2 separate regions of the Mus musculus genome follow, and region 2 is linked to region 1. A link is a loop called in an ENCODE intact Hi-C map of the cell type or tissue named here. Cell type or tissue: left cerebral cortex. All regions are shown on one strand. Links, peaks and the distances in the headings refer to the core of each region. The heading gives the core; the rest is flanking DNA.

Region 1 (11,040 bases), core at 1,646-9,645:
TCCTACTATCCTCCCTTCCTTAAGGTAACCTCTTTCAATGCCCTCTTTCTGGTTTCCTGGCTTCTACAGGTATTTCAAACTTAACACACTCAATTAGAAAGTCAAAACTAGAATCCACATATGAGAGAAAGTATGTGGCATTTATTTTTAGTGCCTGGTAACCCTCACTTAATACACTTTTTTTTTCAGTTTTATCAATTTATTCTCAAAATTTATCATTTCATTTTTCTTTATAGATGAATGACATTCCATTTGCATATGTAGTACATTTTCATTATCCATTCATCGGTCAATTGACATCCAGACTAATGTTATTTCCTAGCTATCATGACTAGGTCTGCAGTGAACATGGAGGATAAAGTATCTCTATAGCAAGAAATAGAGTCCTTTGGATATATGCCTGGGAATGCTAGAGCTAGATCATATGGTGGTTCTCTCTCTACATTGTTGAGGGGTCAGCACACTGATTTCCACAGAGGCTATACCAGTTTAAAATCCCATACATTGAGTTGTAAATATTCCTCTTTCCTCACATCTCCAGCATTTGCTGTCATTTGATTCCTCCATGATAACCATTCTGACTGGAGTTCTTAACGGAGTTTTGATATACATTTGCCCAATAGTTACTGATATTGAACAATTTTAAAATGTTTATTAAACAAATCAAAACCAAAATATACTTTAAAGAAAAATGTATTACTAGAAACAAAGCATTTGATAGTTTTTGTTCCTGTCACAAGGATATTTTCTTTCAAGACCACCTCACAACCTCCCCCACACTAACTTGGTGCCCTACAAGTCAATTCAATTCCATACTGACTGCTTAGTTTCAAACTCAACAGGTTAAGAGCTCAGACACACCTTCATCCCAGGTGCCACTGCAAGTATAAGATCCCTCAGTTAACCAAATTTCCTTCTAAACAGGCTATAAATGTGCATGTTCCTATAATATCCACTCTCCAGTTTCAACAGTTTTCAGGGTAAAAATCACAGAAAGATGGAGTTCTAAACCACCTGATCAGAAGGCAAACAAAATAGAGAGAGGGTGGCACAGATTCCCCATGCACTCTGAGCACAACATTGTCCTAGCGCTGTGATACAGTCCATCTTTAGAGTTTTTATGGAATTCTCAGTCCACAGGCATGATTAAGTCACTGGCCATTGGTGATCAACAGACCTCCCTCCTGCCTGGGTTTGAGGTATATGGCTGAAATCTCTGTTTCTAATCAGCACTTGTTTTTTTTTTAATATCCAATCCTCATCCCAAAACTAAGAGCCTGACTGTAGGAGTCACCTCATGTGATGACCATTCCTGGTTGCCAACTCAACTGTATCTGGAATGAACTACAATCCAGAAATGGAGGGCACACCTGTGATCCAGATCTTGAAGGCACAGGTTTCTGACATGGATCTTAACACAGAGATCTTAAGGCATAGTGGCCATGAGAAGCTTAGGACCAAGCAAGCTAGTACATACCTTTAATCCCGGCAGATTGAGGCAAGCAGATCTCTGAGTTCAAGGTCAACCTGGAACAAAGCAAGTTCCAGATCCAGGTATGGTGGTACACACTTATAATCTGGGCCACACCTCCTACATTGGAAGAAGGAAGATTCACTCTTCTTTGACTGCTTTCATTCACTTACCAACACATCTGTTGGAACCTACTTCTCAGAAGATCAACTTAAAGAACTAGTCTTGTGGGAGGTCTGAACAACTACTAGATTCTTGGACTTCCCGTTCACAGCTGACCATTGTTGGGTTAATTGGACTACAGACTGTAAGTCATCACAATAAACTCCCTTAATATATAGATACTTTCCATACATTCTGTGACTCTAGAGAACCCTAAAACACCTCAGTAGAACAAGTCATAGTCCTGTCATTCTGATAATTCAGGATGAACCCTGCTCCAAGAAGTTAATACAAACCCCAACTAGCATTCATTTACATCACTAGCACACCTTTTATCAAGAGATAATATGTGCCAAAAGTTTCTAAAAAGAAATCCAAAATGTAGAGCAAAATTTGCCTGAACCAAAAGGTAAAATAGATGACTGCACACAATAACTATTTAACAGCTATAACCCAGCAGAAGACCAACAGAGAAGTAGGTTTTAACATGTATGTAAACCAGCAAGACGAGTGCACATCCATAAAGCCAATAGCTCCTCCCAATAGCAACAGACCATGTAGCCTTCTCAGGTGTATGCAGAACATCATCCACACTGGCCGTGAGTTAGTTAGCCTATGAAACAAAAGTTTCAAACAATGTAAAGAAATTTAAATCAAATAAGGCATATTCTCCAGATGTAAATTTGGGGGACTCATGAGAGGTGAAAATGAAACAACATACATCTAACTCATAGTGGATCGCTGTGGTGGTTTGAATAAAAATGGCCCACATAGGCTCATAGGGAGCAGCACTATTAGCAGGTGTAGCCTTGTCAGAGTGGGTGTGGCTTTGTTAGAGTGGGTGTGACCTTGTTGGAGTGGTTGTGACCTTGTTGGAGTGGGTGTGGCCTTGATTGAGGAAGTGTGCCGTTGAGGGTAGGCTTGGAGGTTTCAGATGTTTAAGCCAGGCCCAATGTATCATTCTCTCTTCCTGATGCCTGAGAATCCAAATGTAAAACTCTCAGCCCCTCTGCAGTACCCTATTTGCCTGCCCTCTGCCATGCTTCCCACCATGACAATTATGGACTAACCCCTTGAGCTGTAAGCCAGCCCCAGTTAAGTGTTTCCTATATAACAGTTGCCAGCACGTATGTAGCAGAAGACCATCTGCCTTGTCTCGCCCCAGTGGGAGATGATGTGCTTAATCCTGTAGAGACTTGATGCTCCAGGGAAGTGAGATGTCCTGGGCACCCTCTCAGAGGCGAAGGGGAGGGGTATAAGGTGAAGAATTCTGGGAGGGGGTACCTGGAGGGGATCAACATTTGGAATGTAAATAAACAAAATAATTAATTTAAAAAAAGAAGTGTTGCCCTGGTCATAGTGTCTTTTCACAGCAATAGAAACCCTAAGACAAAAGAAATTACAAGGCAACCTTCAGAGGCTGCACACATTGTTTTCTTATGTGTGTATGTCAGCATTAATGTGCACAGCTACAACTCTGGTGTGTAGAGGTGCCATTAATCTGAAACGCTATCCAAACAAAGTAGTTTACATTACTGTGAGGAAACATAAAGCAATATAAATAGGAAAATATAGATCAATCAACCTCTGCCACACAGGATTTTGTGGTGGACCAAATACAATAATATGTAGTGAGACCTTTGCCATTTATAATACAAAGATGAGTCACTGCAGTTGCTCATCTGTTCAGGTTGGTAGACATTCCATCTAGATCCAAGGCTGACTCAACCTCTAATTGAACAAACTCTAAAAAAAGAAAAAACAAAAAGGAGAGAAAGAGAGAGAGAGAGAGAGAGAGAGAGAGAGAGAGAGAGAGGAAGAAAGAAAGAAAGAAAGAAAGAAAGAAAGAAAGAAAGAAAGAAAGAAAGAAAGAAAGAAAGAAAGAAAGAAAGAAAGAAAGAAAGAAAGAGAAAAGAAAGAAAAGTAGATCATTGTACTGAATTCAATATTTGCTTGCCAACATTTGAACTTTAATTCAAGCACGGGAGTGCGTTTCTCCACAAGGCTGATGAGAGTCTGGCTTTCTGGGAGCAGAGGTCTACAACGGTAGGCATTACCAAATACGGAAGCACGTAGGTGTCCTGTTTCTTGCAGATGGCCTTGTCTTGATTGAACATAGTTCCTCATTTTTCTCAAAGGTTTTAAGTAATGTCTTTTTATGTTGGGGAAAAAAAACAATGAATGGGACTGAATAAAATTCTACAGCCTTGAATTATAAATGCAGGCAGAACATACATGGTGACACACGCCTATAATCTCAGCACTCGGGAGGCAGAGTAGTGAGTTCAAGGTCATTTTAGGCTATGTAGCAAGACCCTATGTTATATACATATATTCAGACAGATTTGAAGTTTGCAGAGTCTCATCTTAGACCTATGCTATCAGCTATATAATACCCTTCTCTAAATCTGGCATATATGCAGCTCAGCTCTCAGAGGAAATAAGAAACAGCTTGTGTGACATCAGAATATAAAGCAATTTTATATATTGGAGAAAGAGTAAAACTTCAATACTTTCACATACTCCCCTCCAGGATTTCCCATCAAGAGATCATTTTAAAACATAACATGGCTCAAAATAGCCTTGGCATTTGGCCCAGTTCATTTGCCACAACTGAGAATTTTCTTTGGCATTCCATTTTATTGTAAAATGTTATGTATCTTCATAATATCTCTGTGTTTATCTTTATGATAAAGTTGATTCTTTTCTTCTCTTTCCCCTTACTCCCTTCCTCTCCCTACGTCTCCATCCCTTTCCCTCCCTGCCCCTCCTCCCATCCCCAGCACCCTACCTTCTGTGTGTTCCTACACCAGAGATAGGTATCTTTCTCCACCACTCTCCACCTTACTTACTGAGACAGAGTCTCTGGTTTGACTAGGCTGGAAAGACAATGAACTCCAGGGATCCACTTGTCTCTGCTCCCCCAGTCCTGGGATTATAGAAGTTACAGATGAGTACCACAATATCTCACAATTTTGTAGGTCCTGGGGTTCAAACACAGGTCCTCCTATTTGCATGACAGCCACTTTACCAACTGAACCAACTACCCCATCCCTTCCTTCCCATTTTAAAATAAAAAGTAGTTTAAGTGACTTCATAATGACACTCTGAAGAGGATCCACCTGTGTAGCTTCCAGCCACAGCTTCATACCGCACTGCGTTCCCCATTTAGAACTCTGGGATAGTGCCGTGAGAGAATCCTGCTGCCTCTCTCTCCCAGATCCTTGCCTGATACAAAACCTTGTTTACAATTCTGGGGAAGCAAGCCTGAAGATACTGTTATGGCCTGCTTCCCGGGGCTCTCTGCTGATTATCGGGGCTCAGCTTACACAGTGTGTTCTGCTCACTGATGTATCATCCCCGTGCTTGGCACTATGCTGAGCACACTGGAGGTGTTCTACTGACATTTCTCAGATGACTAATACTGCCCAGGGATCTTGTTTATCGAATCCTTTGTTCCAAGAAATAAATAATGTATCCCAAAATAAAATATTGAACAGGAATTATTGTTTATTGGGGTTTAAGGCTAGGCATGTACATACGGCCATCTCATGATTTGGGGACATAAAAATGGGCAGGCAGGATGGTGCATTGACTGTGGGTTTGGAGTGATCACCTGCCTCAAGCTCGCTGACTTGCCTTTGGTGATGGCCCATAACCTGAAGTTCCATGCACATTCAGGGCTTAACGATTCATCATTTGTGGCTGGCAAGATGTTCAGTGGATAAAGTCACTTGCAGAATGCACAGTAGAAATAGAAAAGCAGACCCTGAGAATTATTCTCTCTCTCTCTCTCTCTCTCTCTCTCTCTCACACACACACACACACACACACAGAGAGAGAGAGAGAGAGAGAGAGAGAGAGAGAGAGAGAGAGAGAGAGAGAGTAAACTTTAAGTTGAGAGAAGTAAGACCAGTAACTCTGAAATGAAGGCTCACTCCTGTCAGCCTCAACAGCTCTCCTCTCAGAAGGAAATCCTTCTGAAGGCCAGGGATACCAAAGGGATGGATGCTTTGTTTCTGACAAAAGGGTTATTGACATAGCTTGACTGAAATGGTGTAGCATTTGAATATCTCACACCCTAGTGGGTCTACCTAGGGCCTCCTTTTACCTCATTGCTCTGTGGATGCAACCCAGTTAGAAGCTACTTACTGCATGTGTGGATCACAGCCAGCTGAGCTGAGTACATCCTAGCAAATATCTGTTCCAAATATAAAATAACACACTAGGTTTTAAAGACTTTGGAGGAGAAGAGAAACATAAAATAATCTCAATAATTTCGCATTGATTGTATGTCAAACTGACAACATAGCCTTGGATTGATCATGTCTGTCCACTCTCTTCTGAAAAGGGAAGTGGGCCCAATTAATGTCTAGAATTTCTGCATCTGATAGAAGACAATAAGCCACTTTAGGTTAATCCTCCAACAAATGGCCTCTGAAAAAAATTTTGAAGGGATCATAAGCAAACAAAGTCTTTGTAAATTAAATATATGAGTAAGCATACTATAGTCCAACAATCTACAGACATGCCACAGTAGTTGTTTGAGGGGGAAACAGATAATTAATATAAAAGGAAATAAACTAAGGGTCTATATTTGTTACTTTTTTCATTATTACAACAAAATACCCGAGAAATGCATTTTAAAGGAAGAAGTGTAGTCTATGAGACAGGGAAGACAGGGTGGCATGGGGCCCCTGGTCACACTGTACATGCAGTTAGAGCAGGAGAGGACATGAATGCTGGTGCTCAGTTGCTTTTCTCCTTTTATACATTTCTGGACCCAGCTGGTGGAATGGTGCCAAATGCATCCCAGATTCAATTAAACCTGTCCAGTCACTTCTTCCCAGGCATGCCCAGAGACTTGTCATGTAGATGATTCTAGAACTGGCCAAGTTGGCAATTAATACTAGCCATCACAGGACCCTTGCACAATATGAAGATAGTAGTTTGTCATAAACTAGGGTTGTCTAACTTTCTGTGTATGAAGTCCCAAAAATTAAAGATTATCATTTACAAAAAGTATTGGTCTGGATGGGCTCCCTGCTCAGAGTAGAAAGCTGGAAGCACCAAGAGAAACAAATGGGTCAGAAAGACGTCAGGCTCACCTGTCTTTAGGGCCCCAGACAACCACTCTGAATGCTAAGTTAACTCATGTCTCACCTGGGACCACAGGCTACAGCCATCCAGTCTCTGCTCTGTTCACAAAGCAGAAGAAAAAACTTCATTTAAAAAGATTGCTCTGACTTTACATAATGAGACGTTATGTAAAGAACAAACTTTATTTCAGGGACAGTACTGACCAGAGCAAACAGTGATAAGGAGAAAGGATTAAAAACATGTCAATCACATTTATGCCTCTGAGCATTCAGTGTGTACACAAACCTCACCCCATCAGCAGTTTCTCCAGGCACCAAACCCACTAACACGTCGGTGTTGAAAAAAATTTAGGTGACCATCTCAGCATCCACCGACTTGTTTCGGGGCTGGATGAAGGAGGTATTTTCATCAGCACCATCTGTTAAGAATTTGCTCATTTTGCAAGTTGATTTAAAAAAAAAAGCAGCAAGATTATTTTGACAGTTGTCTCCTGATGTCCTCCGCTGTGAGTTACAATGCATCTTTCTAAAATTCATACCTTTAAGTCCTAACACCCGGCATCCTAGAAAATGATGCAAATAGGCTCGATGCTGGTGTGACTAAGATGAGGTCAAACTGCAGCAGTGACTGGCATCATGTTTTAAAAGGGAACTGAGAGAGAGAGAGAGAGAGAGAGAGAGAGATGTGACAATGAAGGAAACAATAGAAATGACAATTCCACAAACCGAGGACCCTAAAGATTGACAGTGACCCACCAGACACCAGGAGAGATCCCCAGGGAGTCTGCTCTTCCTCACAGCCTTCAGAAGGGATGGCCTTGCCAACCTTGATCTCTCTCTGAACTCTGAGAACTGTGAGAAAATACATTCATCTGTGAAACCACGGAGATTGTGATACCCTGTTATGCTGTGACTGGTAAATGAACATAAGCCCACAACGTAAACTGATGATTGGTGAAAACTATCTTCCACTGATACTGAGATACAGCAGGCTCTGGTTACGAACCGAGTCGGTAAATAGCCTGGCTCCATCAATCACCTGGAAGCTATGAAGCTGAGAAAATACAGCACACCCTGAACTGACAAGTGAGTGCAATAACCGTCTTACCTTATGGGACGAAATGAGCTGATGCTGTTCTGCACTCGAAAACATTACCTGTTCTTACTGGTTAGGTACATTGTAAGTTATAAAATACTTTCTTGTCTTTTGTTTCTTTCTTTCTTCATATTCCAAGAGCATCGGGTTGTTATTTACATTTTACAACTAGATTGTGAATCTCACGGATTTAACTAGAAATCTGGGTGGAATTAAGATACAAGGTGGTTGGAATGACACCTGATCCACCTCCTGTTTCAGTAACGTTGGACACATTTTCTAATCCCTTCTATGTACCTACTCTTCCAGATGAGATCTTTCACCCAGTGAGCACACTCAGTCCTCCATAATCAGAGCCTCTTCTCATGTCCTGAGTAAGTTAATGCAATGTGAGGAAGGTTGACCAGGATTTTTCTGTCTTGGACATAAAGAAAAGCATCTGGGAGCCAATGAATGGCATCTTCCCCAGACGCTGGAAACGGGGAGCAAACTGGTTCTTTTGGAATTCTGGGGTCTGCAGAAAGGAAACTAGCTTTCCATCAGAAAGTGTACTGTCACGGGACGCTTGCTTTCCTGACTTTCAGAACAGTTAGATGATAAGTCTCTAATGTTTAAGCCACTAAGTTGGTGACAACGTCTTACAATTTGCAGCAATGGAAGCTAACACATGGCTACTCATATCTACATCTGCATACCTCTTCAAGGAGCTTCTTCACCCCCCCCCCTCACACACACACACACATCCTTGCCCTCCCCCCTCCTTCCAGTCAATTGCTCCAAAGTCTATTCCTATTATTACTATGGGACACATATCCTCCACGTGAAGTAAATAGTCCATTGTGCCATCTAAAGACCCGCCCCTCTCCCTCAGTGCTGTCTCTCAGGGTCCCTCTGGTGATATAAAAACATGGACCATTTTCTGATCCTATTACACACTAGGATGACTTGTCATCATTTCTTTGGCTCCCATGACCAATTCACACAAAACAAACAGTATTAAGTATAAACATTTATTTTATCAAAATTCTAGAGACCCAAAAGTCCTACATTAACCTAGCAGTAGATTGTACTCCTTTGTGAAGGACAGTCATTGCCTTCCTCTCTCATCCTTGGTAGTGGCTATAGATGCATTCCTTGGCATGTAGATGCACCCACCTCTTCTCTACCTTTCTCTTCAAATCTCCTTCTCCTCTGTGTATCAATCTTCTCTTTTATGTCTTATAAGGACATATGTCATTGAATACAAAACCAACCAGGCTAACCCAAGTCCTTTGCTCCATGCTGAACCAACTACACTATCAATTTCATTCTTTTCTGTCTTCTACCAAAGTGACCATAAGGATGAACAGAACATGTGCAATGTGACAGTCGTGGGTGGCACGGAAGTCCATTTTCTCTGCTTCCTTGTGCCCTATCCCTATTTATACCCAAGTGCCAACATACCACTTACATATTAAAATTCACTGCTGTGGGTGTCATCCAGCATTATGCTTCAAGAAGTTTGTCAAAAGCACAGCTCATTGTGGATAATTCTGGCTGCCCGGTAACTTAATACCTTACCACCAGATTGTTTCATTTGTGCCAGAGCCCTGAAGACTGCCAGGAGCTATTTTCAAAAATTATGCCTAGTTCTGTGCCATAAATAGCTTGACTATGTGCCAGAACCCTAGACATCTATGCTGTGATTTTCTTATCAGAGTTTGATAGAAACCATGCACACATCCCAACAGCCTAATGTGGATGCCCCCAGTACTACAGTCTATGGCATGATATGACCCAAATGGAAGGACTGATTACTGATGCAGTTTGGATTTTCTGCTGAGACTTCTCCTGCTTGAGGCTCCACTGGGAGATGGCAGCCTTTCACATTTTCTAGTGAACAGGTCAGAGTACATTCTCAAGTAGGCAATATCCCACATTAAACATATATGGAGAATAATTTGATTATTTTAACCATGGAGGGGGTGGGTTTTCTATCATCCCTAAGTTCTTCAAGAATTTCAGAGTTGTAGGAGGGGGGTTTCTAATGTTAAGGTCCTGTTCCCCATTTGATTCTTGATCTGTCAGTAAAGAAAGCCATGGACCAATTGCTGGGCGAAAGGTACAGGCAGAACTTCTGAGTTCTAGGAGGAAAAGGGAACACAGAGAAGGGAAGAGGGAGTTCCACCATGCTTTGGATAGAGGAGAACCAGCAGCCATGTGAATTCTCGAGAGGAGTGATGGACTGTGGCCACTCCTGTAGGCGGGTGGTCAGAGATGTATAGCAGGGACTAGATTCAACTGACCAACTAAGTAAGAGCAGGTGGGAAGTACAGAGCTAAGAGTAATGATGAGGGCAAGTTTTCCAGGTGGGAGAGAGTAGCACTCAGCAATTTAACCAAGAAGGCAAGTTGACAATGAAAGAAAAAATTTTTGGAGAAGCCTATGGGATGGGATACTTCTGCCTTCATGGGGGAATATAGAAGACATCAACATTTCTCCTTGCTGTGAATAGTTCTTACCACGCCCAGACTCTTAGACTCCTAGGGCCTCTTCTAATAGGGCAGAGAATATTTGCAGGGTTTATGTCCCATACTCTAGGACATATTCATGACCTCATCCTACTTTCCACTTCTTCCTTAGCTGATATGAAGAAACTGCCGTGGGTTGTGTGGTGTGCTGTCTGATGCACAGGTAGTCCTCATCCCTTTGGGCTGCCTCATAACTGGAAGTTACACAGAGAACTTTCCCGACACAAGGCCAAAAGTGTATGCAGTTACCTGTTCCATATAAATGGGAAATGATTCTACTTTTAGACCAAGGCTGATAAAGAACATTGTTGTCAGCTCGGTGGCTATATATCATGAATGCAAAATTGTGGCAATCTGCTCCAGCATGGCAGATGCCATATAGCTGAGGTGAGGGTGGTCCACTGAAACCTATTGAAATCCATCTGAGTTCTGTAGGAAATAAAATTAAACATGTCAATATGATGAAAGCCACCACCCATACATCCTTTATGTCCTCAGAGTGGCAGTCATCCCTCTTAAAATCCAAGGTGGTGTTGGAATGGGTGGGCTAGAGGAAATTTCAGAAATTGTTCTAGGACCTTCCCCTTTATTATGTGTTAGCTCTTATTCCACAGTTTAAAGAACAAAGTACATAAATTCTGCTGCAAATATGTCCATTCTAATGACATATAGGGAAACTACTATCAAGTAGTTTTGTAGACC
Region 2 (11,040 bases), core at 1,434-9,433, 57 kb before region 1:
CACTGGGGAGAGCCATCTTTTGACAATGATTCATTTAGTGTGTGTGGTTCAGCTCCTATGCTGTTCTCAGAACTGTATGTACTAGGTACTGGGTGAAAATGACAGGGGACCCCACCTTCCCTAACCCCCCCCCCGTCCTCACCTTCATAGATGGCATCATGTAACCAAGAAAAAAAGAAAAAACACACGAGTGTACATTTTAAAACATCATCGTGTTATCTGCAAATCCTTTGGGAGCACAGAAGCAAGAGCAATCAGCTTCCCTGGGGTTGGCTGGCAGAGAGCTCAAGCAGTATTTTAGAGAAGGGGTATCCAGATCTTCACATAGAAACATGAATATCACTGACATAGGCATAGGATAACATTGGGGAACTGGCAGTTCAAACAACAGAAATGAGTGAACAAAATTACTTGTAAGCTCACCGAAGTGAGAATAGCATGATCTTTGTGGGAAATTTTGTAGAGAAGCACAGGGGGTCAGCTTTGTATTTTTGGAAGGGGATTCTGATGGGAACATAGGAAACGAAACAGGAAGAACCATCCACACCAGGGGTAGCCATTTGGCAGCTACTTAAACACATGGAGAAAATAAGACAGCTTGGCCAGTAGCTTCGAGAGACCAAGGTGTGACCAGCAGTTTCATTTAAATTTATTATTTGCAGAACTTGTATATAATAAATCGCTCTACTGATAATTTTGGAATCTTGGTTTCTTTAAAACAAACCATAGAAATGTTATAAGAATATGTTTTCATTTAATCACAGGTATGGGATATGGAGTGGCTGCAGATTGGCTACAGCAGCTGACTATGATTTGCCTCCTGCTCTAGCTGGGGTGTGATTTTTGCCACCTGCAGATGCTTTCTATAATTATGTGAGCTGTGGAATTCTGGGAACTTTTCAGAGAGTATATAAATGCTAGGGCCCCAAGAGTCATCGTTGGTTGTTGTTGGCCATCAATGTGTAGTCATGAACAAAGAAGAAACAACAAGAAGAAATTAGATATCCTGACAGTGAAGATCAAACTTGCCCCCAAGAAACTACACACTCCTAATCAGCAAGAATAGTCTAACCTCTGACTTTATTCAGGGATCTCTTTCCTTTCATCTCTATCCTTTTTTTCCCCTCTTTTATCTAGTTTTAGGGAGTTGAGAGGATGGAAGAGAAGGGGTGGAGAAGAGTGGGAGAAAGAAGAACCCACAAAGTATCCAAAGTCAGCTACAAATCTCTGTTGTTTTTAATCACTATGTTGGTGGGCCTTTGTTTCAGACTTAATGAAACTAACAAATGTAACCATCTCTTATATGATCTCCCTGACTTTCTTCTTCCTTCTCCTAAATGCATCCCCACCAGAGCAGAGGACAATGATGTTGTATAAACTGTAGCCTCTCGCCTCTTTGCTCAAAGCATCCAAGTGGCTCTCCATCTCAATCAGAAGAACATCATATCCAATGGACTGGTCTATGAGGCCTCATATTGCCTGTCAGCATCCTTTCCATTTTCTCTTCTCTCCTCCATGTACCCTGATTCATCCACCTTGCTGTTCCCATGATGTAGTTGGTTCCCTGCTGGGGAAACATTCTCTGTGCTATAGATGCTTCATTTTAAAAGGCAGTAATCTGGCCACCTCACCTGCCCTGGTCCCAATTTCCCCCATCCCCAAGACCCTAATCCTTTAATCCTGGCTTACTTCTTCCTCTACTCCATTGGGTTTGTTTTCCTCTAGCCTACATCTGTCTAGTGTGCTGCATTTACATTTGTTGCCCATCTCTCCTCACTAAACCATAAATCCCAAGAGACAAAGATTCTTTTCATTTCAGTCATTCACTACTTTACCTTAAAGACTTATCCCAGTGGTTCTCAACCTTCCTAATGCTATGAACCTACAGTTCATCCCATGGCAACCCCCGGTAATAAAATTCTTTCATTGCTACTTCATAACTGTAAGTTTGCTACAGTTATAAATCACAATGTACATATCTGATGAATAGGAATATCTGATAAGCAACTCCCAAAGGGGTCATGACCCACGGGTTAAAACCTGATAATCTAGATTAATTTGGGTCACATAGCCACTGCCACTCACAAAGATGCAGCATGCCCTCCCTTCAACTTGATGTAACCTTGAGGTAGATTCTGCGCATCATCTCACCACAGAATTTTGCACTGAGCTGCAAATGGTACCAGAAGTCAAAACCCATGTGCCAGAAGAGCATAAATGCCTCCAAATTACACAGCACAAGGTGTTTTCCCAGAAAAAGGGTAGTCAGAACCCAGAAGAGTCAGCATGTGACTTAGGGTCAAGAGACCAACCCCTCAGGAAGTGTGAGTTCGGGCCATCCTTCGACAATCATGACCTCTATAAGGAGTATTTAAGTTGCAAAAACAGCAGAGATTCCCAGTACTGGAAGATTTCAAAGAAGAGCAGCCAATTAAGCAATTCCAGGGGCTCGTTCCAGACCACTTCATATCCTATAAACTGGCAATGTTCCCCCATGTTAGTAACAATCTGTGCTGAAAAATCTAACACAATTACTTTTGTCCTCCCGGGCTGTGGAGCGCCCACTTGAATCAGATGAAAAGGTTACAATGGGAGCTAAATATGTCCTTTGTCACCATGAGGCCAGTGTTGAGTTTGATGGAGGTGTTCATTGAGGCCGGTTTATTCAAGCTTGGAGGGGGAAGGGGTGTAGGTGACAAAGGTGGCCAATTGGGACACTCAGAAACACCAATTGTCAGAGAACTGGGAACAGGAACATCTGAAATCAATATCCTTTGGAAAATAAATTGTGGCTCATCTCGTTCCTATCATAATTTCCCTCTGCTCCTGCCCTACCCAGGAAGCAGTAATGACAGCTGGAAAACATGTATTTTTTTCATTTCTGCTTTCCTGGTATTTTATTTGGCTGCATTTATTTCCATGCCTTCTCATCTCTGGCTATAAGATGGACATTTGGATAATAAAAGTCAAGGGAAAGCATTTCACTGTAATGTCATCCTTCTCCCTGGGTGACCTCCTGGAAGCTAATTCACAAAAATAAGTGGTGGCTAAGGGGGGAGATGAACTTGAGCAGCAGCAGCCACTTCGTTGGCAAGACCAAAGGAGAGATGCCAAAGAGTCCAGAACTAGGCATTCCCTTTTGGCTAATTTTGACCCAATCAACTCCTTTTGTTTCTATTCTGTTAACATGCAAGGAGTTCCAGCCAGTTGTGGGCACTGGTTTAACCAGCATGGGGAATTTAACGATGGCTATCACACTAGAAAAAATATGGATCTTGCCTCAACATCATTCTCAAATAGAAGGCAACGGATCTTGAGTGAGTAGAGTTCTAGAAAGTTGATGAGTGCTTTTTTTTTAATTCCATGCTTTTATAATGGGACTCACACCACCAACTCAGTATTGTAAGAAGCTAATGAACCATTAATAGAAAAATCCCAGCACAATGAAATTTCTGCTGGAGCTGGAGAAATGGCTCAACCATTAAGTCCTCTTTTGTAGAACCAGAGTTTAGCTCCCCACACCCATGTCAGGGACCTTACAACTGGCTTAACTTCAGTTCGTAGAGATCTACCTTGAAATAACTCAGACACATGTGCACATACCTATATGCAAACAGACAGACACACATCCCCATAATCAAAAATATATCTTTAAAAAAAATAGCACATGCTTTGTCTGGTCCTGAATTTCGCTTTAAGGGCTTCCCATTTATATGCTCATATCTTATATGCCCTTCCTTATATGATCATATCTCTGTAATGCATCAGTTAGAATGTTCATGCAACTGTCCTATAATTGTCTTCTCTCTTCCACTAGGTCTGACGAGTAAGGGCAACTCTATTGCTATAAAGCACCTGGGAGGGCTCATTTCTATGTTAGCTTGACTGGCTATATTAGCCAGAGATTTCAATAAGCTCTAATGTAGGCACTGCTATAAAGTTGCTGGGTGGTCGTACACATTGTCAGAGTATAAGTTAAAGGATTTTCCTGATAGTCTGGGTGGGCCTCATTCTATCAGTTGAGAGGACTGGAGGAAAAAACTTAAGTTGACTCAAAGCAGAATTATGTCAGTGCACTGAAATGTCTCTTGTGAGAGTATCCACCCAGCAGGATACCACTTTGAAGATTTAAGATTTGCCAGTAGGTCAATTATGTAAGCCCATTCCTTAAAATAGCTCCTTTGTATAGATAGATAGAAATGTAGACAAGTCATATGTAGATAATATCAAAGTAAATGATAGAGTTTATGTAGATAGATATTGATACTTATTAGACCAACAAAATTGGCTATAGATAGATCGCCTGTTAAGTCTACATTCTGGGTAGAATCTTCAGGTGATATGAATTATCTCCGACCATTAAGTATTACATAATATTTATTGCAAGTCATTGTTTCAGTCCACTTAGGCCTCTGTAACAAACTAAACTACATCCAGTAATTTTATAAACAGTAAAAATTTATATCTTATAGTCCAGGAGTCTGGGAAGGCCAAGTTCAAAGTGCTAGCATATTCATGGACCTCATGAGGAACCTTCCTATAGAAATTAGCTTTATTATGTAAACGCAAATGTGGGGAAGGATGGCATCTACTAAAGGGTATTTATTCTATTCTGAGAGCTCCCCTTGCCTGATCTAATTGACTCTTAAAGTGCCCAGCTCCTGTTATTATCACCTGAGGAGCAAGATTTCAACATATGAATTGAGATGAGAGAGAAGTGAACACACACATGCAGACCACAGCACTTCCTGAAATTCCTAATTTCATTCCTAACGAAAGCTCCAAGCCTTCATTCTTAGCCTCACATCCTTTTCAATATTGCTCAACACATCTTCTTGTTCACTCTCAAGTCCGCACATCCTGAATGCATAGAGTTTGCAAAGCAACTAAAACTTTCGTGGTCATAATGTCATCCCAGTTGAGAAGAAATATGAGCTAAATAATTTACATAAAGTATTTGTGCAAAGCCTAAAGAATAATGATCAATCAATAAATGTTAGTTTGCATGCTCTTTCCTTCATAATTAGTTTTCCTTTTCATCCATGCCAATGAAGGAAATCCACAATGATGCTGATGTGAGTCACACGATCATCTACTGACAAATCCACTAAGAGCAGTGTTAGGGGAGGCAGGGGGGACACTCAGAAAATGAACTATGGCGCTGCTCCCAAAAGCTAGACATATAGATTCTGAAGTCACGTGGTCCCTTGCCCATTCCTCAACGCTGCTCCCTTTCACAATGGTAAGGCTTATGTGTATCCACATAAGAGCATATCACATGTGCAAATATTACTCAGAAAGTACTTGTTGGGTGACATGAATGTTTGCTGGCAGCAAAAGACATTAACAAAGTAAAAACAATATAATAATTCGTGGAAAATGAGACATTTGAGGGGGCTGGAGAGATGACTCACAGTTAAGATAGCTCACTGTTCTCCCTAAGGACACCAGTTCAGTTTCTACCACTCACACTGGGTAGCTCCCAATCACTTGTGACTCTGGTTCCAAGAGATATTATTCACTCATCTGGCATCTGTGGGCATCTTCTCATATGTGTCATACACACCCATATGTGCCCATAAATAAAAGCTTTTAGAAATTAAAAAAAAGACACTCTGACCAAATCACCTTGTAACACGAATGATGAGGTTGTAATAAAGAGCCATAGGTAGACAGAAAAGCAGGACCTGTGGTAGTAAATATGGTGGCTTGTTTTAGATGTTGTTGGTGTTGCTAGCAAACATCTGAGAAGAAAGTCCAAAGTGATGTGGTTGGAAAGAGTTGAAAATAAATGATGATGCTTTTCCTAAAAAAAAAAAAAAAAAAAAAAAAAAAAAGGTTTTGTTTAGGTCTTCATGTAAATAATGGCCTGTGTTTATAGCACAAAAATAAGAGACAAAATCTGAACATTTTGATTTAAAAAAGAGAGAGTAATTACGACTTAAAAATCTAACATAGACAAAGTCTCTTCTATGCTATTTTAGAAAAATTAGCATATGCAAATTAGCATATGCAAACGCCACATCCACATGCCTGCGTTCATACTGTTCCTTCCAAACTTACAGCACAGCCCATAGAATTCTAACTTAGGCCATTTCTACAGTGTCACAGGCTAAATGAGGAGGGAACAAATAGATAACCCCATAGAGTGAGGCAGGCACAGACGTCACATGTTAGCCAGGAAAGCAGTCCATCCAAGTGGATGGTCAGCATCCAAGACAAAGATATGCAGCTTACAGAGAAGACAGCCAGAGACACAGTGGGAGCAAGGGGTAGATGGAAAGATGAAAGCAGAGTGTTGGGTGGAGCAGAGGCAGGAAGACATCAGTGTATGGATCTCCTGAGATAGAATCTTGGCTTCACTGCTCTTGAGAAATCAGACTTTTCTTTAGCCACCCGTCCTTAGTTTCCTATCTCTCCCCCACACTAGCTCAGCTGCTTACTGTCACCTTATAGCATCCATCTCCCTGTTATGTCACTTCCTTCCAATGGTCACCTATATAGTAAGCACTCATAATTGCCTCCTGAACATTCGCAATGATGTGTCCTATACTCCTTTTAAATTCTTTATTATCTTACGTTATGCATATGGACATTTTTGCCTGTAGGTCTGTGTATACCATGGGAATGTCTGATGCTTGTGAGGGCCAGAAGAGGCTATGGGATCCCCTGGAACTGGACATAGAGATAGTTGTGAGCCTTTAGGTGGATGCCAGTAATTGAAAATCAGCCAATGTCCTTAACCACATCACCATCTCCCTGTATCCATGCCTTCCTATAGTCCTGTAAGCACTGCATTGATGGTGCTAAACAAATCCTGCTGCTTTCTACTTTCATTTTCTATTACTGTTTGTGCAAAACCATTCATCCAGCTCTTCAGTTTCCAGTCACTTCTAACCATTTCATCTGCTTGACACCCTGACTGCCAGACATGCCCACTAGATCCCTTCATCTGCTGGGGGGCATTTCTGCTCTAACACTTTAGGGCAACACTCTGCAACTACTCATCTGTATACTACCTCCCCTCACTTGTCCAGGAATTTTGCAAACCAAGTGACATCTGTATACAGAACTTAATGGGTAAATGTTAGCTATAGCCCACAATTCTACTGGGGTGCTTAGAATGACTCAGGGCTCAATCGATTGAGATTGAGTTGGTCTGATGTAGGACAGTTTGGATTGTACATTACCATTGCTATGGGCATCTCTGTCACCTGCCTCACAAGAGAGAGCAAGTGAGATTTTACAGCCAGCTGCAGTCATCCACTCAAATCCAAGAAACAATACCACTACTAAGCATATGATAGACGTAGGCAGTCTAGCATGTTTAACATCCCAAAGAACACAAGACCTCAGAAAGAAGCAGAGCAGCCAAGGCAAGTCCTGCTAACTCAGAGATGCCTGGGCTGAAAGGGACACAGCTGCATCGTTTACTTACAAAACGCCAGCTTCCTTTAAGCTTAGATGACTACCCACTCATAATGGCAACAGACTTCCATTCCTGTTAGGATGTTAATTTGTTATCTGACCCAACATATATAAATTTACTTTCTTTGCCACAGATATGTCTATGTAACCTCATATCTCCTCCTACATGGCTTGCTGACGCCTTCAGTTGCAGGACCAAGGCCAGCAGCAGCTACTGAGAAATAGAATCCAACTCTTCCATGAGCTGACAGAGCACCAGAAGTGTTGGGAAAGTACCTGTGTAAATCACAGTGTGTACACCCTAGGGAAGCTTCCTCCTGAAGGAAGGGGTGGGGGAAGATACATCGCAGAAGAGAAAACTGCTTAGGTCAATGACAATCACCTCAACTCTCAGAATTACAGTTTATCAATGATTGAAGGAGCTGCACAAGTCATTTTCAGTTTTAGTACCTCATGACATATTAGAAATCAAATATTACTTCTCAGCCTTTTGGCTAAAACCAAGTATAATAGGATTATTTAAACCTGTGATACATGTGTGTTCAACACATCTAATATTTTAATGCAAAGATAGATACTCTCTGTATGTTGGACTCCATATGGTCATGCAACACGTGGACTTGAGGACTGAGCCACACGGCCCCCCTTCCCCTCTGCCCTAAGTCACGTGTTCAGATTGCTGTATATTTTAAAGAACACAAGTCTGGTTGTGTTTTCCCCCTGGTTTTCACATTCTAAGCCGAGCACCGAGTTTCATGGAGTTTATGTGATGTGTAGAATTGCTCTTTACAGTTGCTTGAATATCTTCACATGAAATGTTTGAAGACAGTGGTGTTTTAGACTTCAGTCTTTATCTTTGGTATTTTTTCAAATACATAAGAGGACATATTAGGATTTAGAATTTCATTTTCAGTTTGGAGTAATTTTTATGTGTAATTAGATATCTTAGAAATGGCACCCAGGGTAAACATGAAATATATAATCGTCTGTACATAGCCAGAAAGATAATTTTATACACATCTTTAATGCTTCTACATTTTAACTGGGAACTTCCACATGAGTTCAAGTTTTCATTTTTCATTTGTGGTGTCAGGTTCAGATGTTGGACAATTTCTTGTTCAGAATTTTTTCAGATTATGGAAGCTGGACCTATAATTACTGTTTACAATTGTCATCCACTAGATTCTGGTAACCTCCAGATAGGGGTGTGTGTGTGTGTGTGTGTGTGTGTGTGTGTGTATACCTGCAAGAGTCAAAAGAAGGAGTTGGATGCATGATCTAGAGTTACAGGTAGTGAGCTGTCCATCATGGGTGCTGAGAACTAAACTTGGAGTAGTCAGTGCTCTTAGCTACTGAGCCATGCTCTGGACTGGCCTCAACATAATTTTTGAAAACATTGAGGCCAGCCTGGTTTACAGGGTGAGTTCCAGCACAGCCAGGGCTGTACAGAGAAACTTTACCTCAAAAAAAAAAATCCTTGGTGCTACCATATTCCTTTATCTTTCACATCCTCATTGATTTTCAACATCCATTAAACTCTAGTTCATGATTTTATGAATCACAGCTCAGAGTTATCGCAGGACAACTTAAGTGGGCCAAGTGAGAAATAAACCATCATTTAATTCAACAAATACTATTTGAGTAATTGTTTTTCTGGCTATTTTAGCTATTTAGGAATCTCATAAGGATGGTCAGGGAAGGGCTATCTAGTAATGCAACATTTTAGTGGAAGAGTGAATAAAATGAGAGATTAAGTATATTGGTATAGGACACTAAGTAGACAGACAGACAGGAAGACTATCACACCACTTAGAAATCCTGCTAGGCATGTATCCCAAGGAATTGAAATTAGTATGTTGAAGAAATGTATCCCTGCACCGTGAGTTTATCACAGAACCTCTCATGTAATCCAAGTACTGAAGAGAGGGGCAGATAAAGGAAATGTGGTATATATGCATGATGGATTCTGCTTAGTCGTAAACAATATGTGATAATTTTGCTATTCTTTAGCCATGCCATGCAACTGAACTTGGAGGCCATTACATTAAATGAAATAAGTCAGACAACGCAAGATCAGTAGTGTGTGATCTCTCTCCTGAGTGAAGGAATCCTTTAAAAAAAAAACGATCTCATAAAGCCAGAAATTAGACCAGTGGTTATCAGAAGTTGGAGTATTTAGGACACGAAGCTAGAGAGATTCTGTCAAAATATAGTGTATTCGTTCCTCTGTCTGTTAGTATGGCTGAATACTCTGTTAAGAAACAACTTGGGCCAGGCGTGATGGCACATGCCTTTAATCCCAGCACTCGGGAGGCAGAGGCAGGTGGATTTCTGAGTTCGAGGCTAGCCTGGACTACAAAGTGAGTTCGAGGACAGCCAGGGCTATACAGAGAAACCCTGTCTCGAAAAACCAAAAAAAAAAAAAAAAAAGAAAGAAAGAAAAGAAAGAAAGAAAGAAAGAAAGAAAGAAAGAAAGAAAGAAAGAAAGAAAGAAAGAAAGAAAGAAAGAAAGAAAGAAAGAGGAAGGAAGGAAGGAAGGAAGGAAGGAAGGAAGGAAGGAAGGAAGGAAGGAAGGAAGGAAGGAAGGAAACAACTTGGAGGAGAAAGGGGCTTGTTCTGGCTCATAATTCTAGAAAAGATGCAGTCCAGCATGGCAGAGAAAGCATGGTTGAGAGTGAGGCTAGACTGGCAGGCAGGAAGCAGAGTGATCTCTTCTCATTCAGGAAGCCAGGGAGAATAGCTTGTATGGTTCTGCTAGAAACTCAAAGCCTAAAGCCTAAATGCACTTGCTATCACAACATTCCACCTCCTAGAGGTCCCAGGATCTTCCAAATTAGCACCTCCAAATGGGACGAATTATTCAAATTCACGATCCCATGGTGAGCATTCACATTCAAACTACACATTCCATCCCCGAGCAGCAAGGGTTTATGACCATTGCATGATGCAAAATGCATTTAGTGCCACTTCAAATGTCCCCACAGTCTTCAACAGTCCCCAGACTGTTCGAAAGTACAAAAGTCCACAGTTTTTTTTGAGATTTATGCAATCTCATAACTGCATTACCTGTGTAATAAAACAAATCATGTAATCCCAGCATTCAATGGCATGAACTTCATGCTTCCATTCCAATGGACATGCAATGGTTATAGTTAGGAAAGAATGAACTAAAGCAAGACTAAGGCACAGCAGAGAAAGCACAAATCCTCTTGCTCTACACCAATATCTGAGGCTTTAGTTCTGAAGGCATTAGATGGCTCTGCCAGTCCAGCTTGCTGCCTGCAACACATCTCTCGATATATATTCCCTGTATGTAATCTTCCTTGGTATATCTCTCATGCCTCTGGTATCTTTAACATCTTGGAATCTCTACTGAAAGCCAAGGTTCATCTTTGTAAATTCACACAATGGTTTCTTAGAGCCTCCTCCTACTTCTTTTTTTCCCCCTTTTCTTTTTTATTAGATATTTTCTTTATTTACATTTTAAATATTATCCCCTTTCCTGGTTTTCCCTCCAAAAACCCCTATCCCCTCCTTCTCCCCCTGCTCACCAACCCACCCACTCCTGCCCCCTGGCCCTTGCATTCCTCTACACTGGGGCATCCAGCCTTC

The links. Peaks named below come from ENCODE experiments on the same cell type or tissue, not always from the same donor. Only the 100,000 strongest peaks of a DNase experiment are listed, where the experiment ranks them.
Region 2: it touches region 1 in a loop (4-fold over the local background); 3 of 42 quality-filtered maps call a loop at or near these places.

The regions. Positions count from the first base shown.
Region 1 is chr1:169,891,679-169,902,718 of GRCm38, forward strand. No RefSeq gene overlaps it. Among named protein-coding and RNA genes, the nearest start is that of Gm39699, 29 kb to the right of the region's middle. In left cerebral cortex, for the core only: no CTCF peak of the experiment used is centred there; DNase peaks (open chromatin) are centred at 4,177, 4,831, 5,766, 7,147 and 2 more places; H3K27ac peaks cover 5,522 bases.
Region 2 is chr1:169,835,067-169,846,106 of GRCm38, forward strand. No RefSeq gene overlaps it. Among named protein-coding and RNA genes, the nearest start is that of Gm22114, 41 kb to the left of the region's middle. In left cerebral cortex, for the core only: no CTCF peak of the experiment used is centred there; DNase peaks (open chromatin) are centred at 5,165, 5,494, 6,112 and 7,525; H3K27ac peaks cover 3,288 bases.